Regions from separate parts of the Homo sapiens genome. Here all the other regions are linked to region 2. The links are chromatin loops, found by intact Hi-C in ENCODE. Cell type or tissue: breast epithelium. All regions are shown on one strand.

Region 1 (2,500 bases), 65 kb before region 2:
CTTTCTTTTTTTCGGAAAGTGATATTTAGAGAGATGAATAGATTAATAGGATGAGTAGAAGTTATCTAGGTAACAAGGAAAGTAAAAAAGAAATTGTCAGGCAGAGGAAATAGCATGTGTAAAGATCTTTTTAAAAAATAAAAGGTGTGACTCAAGCAATTTAAAAGGGCTAGGGAGGCTAGAAACAGAAAATAAATAGATGAAACTAATAAGGCAGGGAGAGCCTTGTAAATCACACTTAAAATTCTGGATTTTGTTCTAAATACCCTTGTACTTAGGAGCTATTAAAATATTTTAAACAAGGCAGTGACAAGATATTTGAATTATTAAGCTTACTCTGGCTGCTATATGGAGAATTGATTTATGAGGGTTATAAATAGAAATAGGAAGATAAGATAGGAGACTATGGCAATATTCCTGGTAAGAAATGGAAGAAGAGCTGGCTTGGATTAAAGGGGAGGCAGTGGATGTAGAAATAAATGGATGAATTATAGATATATTTAGGAAATGGGTTCAATAAGACTTAATAATGGAATAGGTGGAATATAAATTTCATGAGGGCAGGGGGTGTTTTGTTTATTATTATATTCCTAGGTGTCTGAAAATATTGTTGTGTTGCCTGGCAAGTGGTAGATCTTCAGTGAAATATTATTAACTGAATAAATACAATGGATAAATGGGGAGCAGGGATTAAGAGTGATTCCTGGGTTTCCACATTAAGGAACTGGATGGACAAAGCTACCATTTGATGAGAATGGAAGACTAAAGAATGATAGATTTAAGAGAAATCGAGTTGAGTTCCAGCCATGTTCATTTGAAGGATCTGAGAAACAGTGCAGATATTCAGTGTGTGATTAGACATATGGTCATCATTCTTTTTTTTTTTTGAGATGGAGTCTCGCTCTGTCACCCAGGCTGGAGTGCAGTGGCCCTATCTCTGCTCACTGCAATCTCTGCCTCCCAGGTTCAAGTGATTCTTCTGCCTCAGCCTCCTGAGTAGCTGGGACTACAGGCGTGCACCACCACGCCTGGCTAATTTTTGTATTTTTAGTACAAGACAGCATTTCACCATATTGGCCAGGCTGGTCTCGAACTCTGATCTGCCCGCCTCGGCCTCCCAAAGTGTGGGGATTACAGGCGTGAGCCACCGCGCCCAGCCGGTTACCATTCTTTTACTCTGAGTTCTTCCATTGTGATCATCTAGTCAGATGGGTAGATCCTTATAAGGCTGAGCATAATAAGCTTCCTGATAGCTCTACACTGGTATGTTTTGGGGTTCATGGCTGAGCTACTTTTGTGTTTTATTTATCTTCCTGATCTCTTTTTCACTGTAAGAAACATCCAGCACCCAGGGAAATTTGCTGTCTAATTCATACTCCACTCTTCAGACTAGTCCTAGTGTTCAGTTTTGTTTTGTTTTTTTTCTGTGTCTGGAATTCTATTAAAATGTGTCAGGCTGTTTTAATTTTTGTTGTTTAATTTTCTTTCACATGATTATATGTGCTCCATGGATTTTTTTGTTTGTTTGTTTTTTGTTTTTGTTTTTGTTTAAGCGGGGTCTTGCTCTTGTCGCGCAGGCTGGAGTGCAATGGCTTGATCTCGGCTCACTGCAACCTCCGCCTCCCGGGTTCAAGTGATTCTTCTGTCTCAGCCTCCCAAGTAGCTGGGACTACAGGCACATGCCACCACACCCGGCTAATTTTTGTATTTTTAGTAGAGACGGGTTTCATCATATTGGTCAGGCTGGTCTCAAACTCCTGACCCTGGTGATCTGCCCACCTCGGCCTCCCAAAGTGCTGGGATTACAGGCGTGAGCCACCGCACCCGGAGGAAATTTTTAACCTCAGTTTTTCTTCACCATCTGTAAAACTGCATAGAAGGAATGTTTAGGATAAAAGATGCATAACAATCATAACAAAATTGTTGGGTTTTAATGTTATGAGTACACTTGGAGGATTCTATGTCCACACATACCTTAAACATCCTATAGAGTCCTTAGCATTTTAAAGTTGAAACCAACAGTATGAATGATGGTAGAATTTTCCCCCCCAGGAAGTTAGAACTGTTCCATATCTTGATAGAGGGATGGGTTATAAGGATGTACACATTTTCCAAAACTCATTGAACTTAAGAGTCTTGCATGTGACTGTATATAAATTATACTTTAATTGAAAATAAATTTAAGAAAATAAAATTGGCTGGGCGTGGTGGCTCACGCCTGTAATCCCAGTGCTTTGGGAGGCCGAGGTGGGTGAATCATCTGAGGTCAGGAGTTCGAGACCAGCCTGGCCAACATGGTGAAACTCTGTCTCCACTAAAAATACAAAAATTAGCTGGGCATGGTGGCGGACACCTATAATCCCAGCTACTCGGGAGGCTGAGGCATGAGAATCGCTTGAACCCAGGAGGTGGAGGTTGCAGTGAGCCAAGATCATGCCATTGCTCTCCAGCCTGGGCAACATGAACGAAATGCCATCTTAAAAAAAAAAAATTAAAAGAA
Region 2 (2,500 bases):
CGACTACCGCCAGAATGTCTACATCCCAGGCAGCAATGCCACACTGACCAACGCAGCTGGCAAGCGGGATGGCAAGGCCCCAGCAGGTGGCAATGGCAACAAGAAGAAGTCGGGCAAGAAGGAGAAGAAGTAACATGGAGGCCAGGCCAAGAGCCACAGGGCGGCCTCTCCCCAACCAGCCCAGCTTCTCCTTACCTGCACCCAGGCCTCAGAGTTTCAGGGCTAACCCCCAGAATACTGGTAGGGGCCAAGGCCATGCTCCCCTTGGGAAACAGAAACAAGTGCCCAGTCAGCACCTACCCCTTCCCCCCCAGGGGGTTGAATATGCAAAAGCAGTTCCGCTGGGAACCCCCATCCAATCAACTGCTGTACCCATGGGGGTAGTGGGGTTACTGTAGACACCAAGAACCATTTGCCACACCCCGTTTAGTTACAGCTGAACTCCTCCATCTTCCAAATCAATCAGGCCCATCCATCCCATGCCTCCCTCCTCCCCACCCCACTCCAACAGTTCCTCTTTCCCGAGTAAGGTGGTTGGGGTGTTGAAGTACCAAGTAACCTACAAGCCTCCTAGTTCTGAAAAGTTGGAAGGGCATCATGACCTCTTGGCCTCTCCTTTGATTCTCAATCTTCCCCCAAAGCATGGTTTGGTGCCAGCCCCTTCACCTCCTTCCAGAGCCCAAGATCAATGCTCAAGTTTTGGAGGACATGATCACCATCCCCATGGTACTGATGCTTGCTGGATTTAGGGAGGGCATTTTGCTACCAAGCCTCTTCCCAACGCCCTGGGGACCAGTCTTCTGTTTTGTTTTTCATTGTTTGACGTTTCCACTGCATGCCTTGACTTCCCCCACCTCCTCCTCAAACAAGAGACTCCACTGCATGTTCCAAGACAGTATGGGGTGGTAAGATAAGGAAGGGAAGTGTGTGGATGTGGATGGTGGGGGCATGGACAAAGCTTGACACATCAAGTTATCAAGGCCTTGGAGGAGGCTCTGTATGTCCTCAGGGGACTGACAACATCCTCCAGATTCCAGCCATAAACCAATAACTAGGCTGGACCCTTCCCACTACATAATAGGGCTCAGCCCAGGCAGCCAGCTTTGGGCTGAGCTAACAGGACCAATGGATTAAACTGGCATTTCAGTCCAAGGAAGCTCGAAGCAGGTTTAGGACCAGGTCCCCTTGAGAGGTCAGAGGGGCCTCTGTGGGTGCTGGGTACTCCAGAGGTGCCACTGGTGGAAGGGTCAGCGGAGCCCCAGCAGGAAGGGTGGGCCAGCCAGGCCATTCTTAGTCCCTGGGTTGGGGAGGCAGGGAGCTAGGGCAGGGACCAAATGAACAGAAAGTCTCAGCCCAGGATGGGGCTTCTTCAACAGGGCCCCTGCCCTCCTGAAGCCTCAGTCCTTCACCTTGCCAGGTGCCGTTTCTCTTCCGTGAAGGCCACTGCCCAGGTCCCCAGTGCGCCCCCTAGTGGCCATAGCCTGGTTAAAGTTCCCCAGTGCCTCCTTGTGCATAGACCTTCTTCTCCCACCCCCTTCTGCCCCTGGGTCCCCGGCCATCCAGCGGGGCTGCCAGAGAACCCCAGACCTGCCCTTACAGTAGTGTAGCGCCCCCTCCCTCTTTCGGCTGGTGTAGAATAGCCAGTAGTGTAGTGCGGTGTGCTTTTACGTGATGGCGGGTGGGCAGCGGGCGGCGGGCTCCGCGCAGCCGTCTGTCCTTGATCTGCCCGCGGCGGCCCGTGTTGTGTTTTGTGCTGTGTCCACGCGCTAAGGCGACCCCCTCCCCCGTACTGACTTCTCCTATAAGCGCTTCTCTTCGCATAGTCACGTAGCTCCCACCCCACCCTCTTCCTGTGTCTCACGCAAGTTTTATACTCTAATATTTATATGGCTTTTTTTCTTCGACAAAAAAATAATAAAACGTTTCTTCTGAAAAGCTGAACGTTTCTGTATAAGCGATGGAAGCTCCTGGCATGTGTGCATGAAGTGATGAGCTGAGGTGGGTGCTGGAAGAAGGGCGGAATCGGGAGGCCACTTTGTGTCATTGCGCGTCTAGATGTTTCCGAATTGCGTGTGTGTGTGTGACTGTGCAATATGGTTGTGTATGCTTGCAATGCCGTTGTGCCTATGAGACAGTGTGCGATTGTGTGCCTATGGATCTGTGTACCGTGTGCCATTGTGTGATCGGTCCGCTGTGGGGGTGGGGATCTGAGTGCGGCGTGTCAGTGTGCAGTGGAGTGTGCAGTCTAAGCTTGCGGCTGTCTCCAGGCAGAAGAGGAGACCCCGGCGCGGGCGGGGGCGGGTTGGCGCCGGGCAAACGCCTTGGGTAGAGGGGAGAGGACGTTTCGTTAGTTCCCGCCCCTTCCTGACTAAAATTGCCTACCCGAAGCGCCCCGGAGGGCTTCACGGGAGGAGGGTAGACTCTCCTTTGCCCCCGCACCCCCACCCCCGCTGCCTAGGGGTTTTGGGAAAGCCGCGGGAGTGGGAGGGAATGCGGGAGG
Region 3 (2,500 bases), 800 kb before region 2:
TTTGGGTGGCCAAGGCGGAAGGATCTCTTGAGGGCAGTTACAGGTCAACTGAGCAGCATAGCAAGATCCTGTCTACAGAAAATAAAAAATAAAAAAGGCCCGGCTCGGTGGCTCACACCTGTAATCCCCGCCCTTTGAGAGGCTGAGGGCAGCGGATCACTTGAGGTCAGGAGTTCGCGACCAGCCTGGCCAACTTGGTGAAAGCTCTTCTCTACTAAAAAATATAAAAAGTAGCTGGGTGTGGTGGCGCATGCCTGTAGTCCCAGCTACTTGGGAGGCTGAGACACGAGAATCGCCTGAACCCGGGAGGTGGAGGCTGCAGTGAGCGGAGGTAGTGCCACTGCAATCCAGCCTGGGCAACAGAGTGGAGACTCCGTCTCAAAAAAGAAAAAGAAAAAGGAAAAAAAATTTGGCCAGGTGCGGTGGCTCACGCCTGTAATCCCAATACTTTGGGAGACTGAGGCAGGTGGGTCATGAGGTCAAGAGACCGAGAGTATCCTGGCCAACATGGTGAAACCCCATCTCTACTAAACATACAAAAATTAGCTGGGCGTGGTGGCGTGCGCCTGTAGTACCAGCTACTCGGGAGGCTGAAGCAGGAAAATCGCTTGAACCCGGGAGGCGGAGGTTGCAGTGAGCCGAGATCCTGCCGCTGCTCTCCAGCCTGGCGACAGAGCAAGACTCCGTCTCAAAAAAAAAAAGAGGAAAGAAAAGAAAAAAAAAGCCAGAAAAAAAAGCTCACGCCTGTAATCCTAGCACTTTGGGAGGCCGAGGCGGGCGCGTCACTTGAGGTCAGGAGTTTGAGACCAGCCTGGCCAGCATGGTGAAACCCTGTCTCTATTAAAAATACAAAAATTAGCCAGAAATCGCTGGAACCCGGGAAGCGGAGGTTGCAGTGAGCCGAGATCGTGCCACTGCACTCCAGCCTGGGCAACAGAGCGACTCCGTCTCAAAAAAAAAATTAGTTGGGCATAGTGGCCTGTGCCTGTAGTCCTAGCTACTCGCGAGGCTAAGAGGGGCGTATTGGTTGAGCCTAGATGGAGCCAGTGCACTGCGGCCTGGGTGACAGAGGGAGATTCTGTTTCTAAAAAAATTAAAAAGAGTAACAGGAAGTTTCACTGGGCGGGGGTTGGAATGTTTATCTAGTTTAGCAGCGAAGTTCTAAGATAAGGTCTGAAATACAATTTACACCTTGTAAAGACTCCACTCCCCTGGCCCAAGCACTAGTTGTAAAAGTCGATTTGATCACGAAGTGACCCTGTGTGGTTGTTTTGGGAGCGCAGAGTCTGGAAGCGAAGGAGGTGGGGGCGTTTCGAGAGTTGTGGACCAGGTGACTGCTGAGAAGGAGACAGTAAACCGGGGACACACCTGCGGAAGAGCTCTTCAGGGATTAGGAAAGGCTACGTCCTTGTCACTGCTGTGTGTCCCCAGATGGACAACTCCTCAATTGTCTGGAGGTCGGGGGCGTGTTGGACAGTCCTGGTCGCTGAGTCATGCTGAAGCACTCTCTTTTTGACTCACTCTTTGTGACGTAGGTCTTTCTCACCAGTCAATAAAATATAATCCGAAAGCAACCTCCGGGCTGGCTTTAGCTCAGCGGTTACTTCGACAGTTCTTTAATTGAAACAAGCAACCTGTCTGGGTTGTTCGAGACCCGCGGGCGCTCTCCAGTCCTTTTACCTCTCTGGGCGGTTCGAGACCCGCGGGAGCTCTCCAGTCCTTTTCACTGCTGAAGTTCAGCTCCCTTTCCATGGTAAAAGGAATCAGGGCTCCTCGGAGAAATGGCTGATTTTAGTACTGGGCAGGAAATATAGAAATGGACGTGGAGCATCTCATAGAGCTAGAAAGTAAGGAAATGCTTAAAAACCAAGAACAACCAAACTCAACTTTTAAAGTTTTTTCAATGTTTAGTATGTTCATGTGTTTGTTCTAACAGTTGCCTGTATACTTGTATCTTCTCGCCCTTTTTTACTGAGGCCCACAGGATTTTTTTCTTTCAAATCTAATGGATGTTCTAAGATATACCTTAGACTTGATCATTCCATATAAGTTTTCCTAGGTTTCCTTTCGATATGTAGACCCAATTTTTTTTTATTATAGTTTTGAAGATTACATCGGTTCCATTATTTTATTCTTCTTCAGGGACTGCAATGTATGTTGGATCTTTGCCTCTATACCACTTTCTCTCTGATCCTTTGAATTGCTTTCTTGATTTTATTTTTATTTTATTGGCTGTTTTAATGCCTTTCCTCAATACCAGTTATTATATTTTAAGTAAAAGTTTTTCCTCTTTGGAAAAGCTTTCCTTATGATTTAGTTTTCTTTTCAGAGATTTTTTTTCTTCCATATCTCCTGCTTTTTTACAAACTGCTTATTTTGTTCTTTGTCCATTTCTGTTCTGAGTTATTTTTCTGATTCATGGCATTTTTTTCATGTTACCAAATGATTGCTTAAGGTTATCTAATTTAGGTTGAAGTACTGTGTTTCAGTTTTCTGGTTT

Evidence for each region. Hi-C counts contacts between places; a loop is a spot of excess contacts. Peaks named below come from ENCODE experiments on the same cell type or tissue, not always from the same donor. Only the 100,000 strongest peaks of a DNase experiment are listed, where the experiment ranks them.
Region 1: a loop joins it to region 2, with 15 times the contacts of the local background. A loop is called at or near these places in 21 of 110 quality-filtered maps.
Region 3: a loop joins it to region 2, with 19 times the contacts of the local background. A loop is called at or near these places in 2 of 110 quality-filtered maps.

The regions. Positions count from the first base shown.
Region 1 is chr5:141,445,608-141,448,107 of GRCh38, forward strand. All of the region lies in intron 1 of PCDHGA1 (protocadherin gamma subfamily A, 1), which reads left to right. The region is part of intron 1 of PCDHGA2 (protocadherin gamma subfamily A, 2); the gene reads left to right. The region is part of intron 1 of PCDHGA3 (protocadherin gamma subfamily A, 3); the gene reads left to right. The region is part of intron 1 of PCDHGB1 (protocadherin gamma subfamily B, 1); the gene reads left to right. It also overlaps PCDHGA4, PCDHGB2, PCDHGA5, PCDHGB3, PCDHGA6 and PCDHGA7, and 10 more genes. Among named protein-coding and RNA genes, the nearest start is that of PCDHGA12, 16 kb to the left of the region's middle. In breast epithelium, no CTCF peak of the experiment used is centred here; no DNase peak of the experiment used is centred here.
Region 2 is chr5:141,511,041-141,513,540 of GRCh38, forward strand. It overlaps PCDHGA1 (protocadherin gamma subfamily A, 1), which reads left to right. Exons shown (of 4, transcript NM_018912.3): 4 at 1-1,935. The coding sequence ends at 133. It overlaps PCDHGA2 (protocadherin gamma subfamily A, 2), which reads left to right. Exons shown (of 4, transcript NM_018915.4): 4 at 1-1,935. The coding sequence ends at 133. PCDHGA3 (protocadherin gamma subfamily A, 3) reads left to right here. Exons shown (of 4, transcript NM_018916.4): 4 at 1-1,935. The coding sequence ends at 133. It overlaps PCDHGB1 (protocadherin gamma subfamily B, 1), which reads left to right. Exons shown (of 4, transcript NM_018922.3): 4 at 1-1,935. The coding sequence ends at 133. It also overlaps PCDHGA4, PCDHGB2, PCDHGA5, PCDHGB3, PCDHGA6 and PCDHGA7, and 13 more genes. Among named protein-coding and RNA genes, the nearest start is that of PCDHGC5, 23 kb to the left of the region's middle. RefSeq lists enhancers at 146-255, 2,494-2,500. In breast epithelium, a CTCF peak has its summit at 1,479 (motif pointing left); DNase peaks (open chromatin) are centred at 1,481, 1,733 and 2,242; H3K4me3 peaks cover 1,130 bases; H3K27ac peaks cover 2,247 bases.
Region 3 is chr5:140,709,696-140,712,195 of GRCh38, forward strand. It overlaps LOC105378198 (a long non-coding RNA gene), which reads left to right and starts at 1,581. Exons shown (of 4, transcript XR_001742904.2): 1 at 1,581-1,847. It also overlaps VTRNA1-1. RefSeq lists enhancers at 844-2,043, 1,185-1,234. In breast epithelium, no CTCF peak of the experiment used is centred here; DNase peaks (open chromatin) are centred at 791 and 1,536; H3K4me3 peaks cover 1,501 bases; H3K27ac peaks cover 1,769 bases.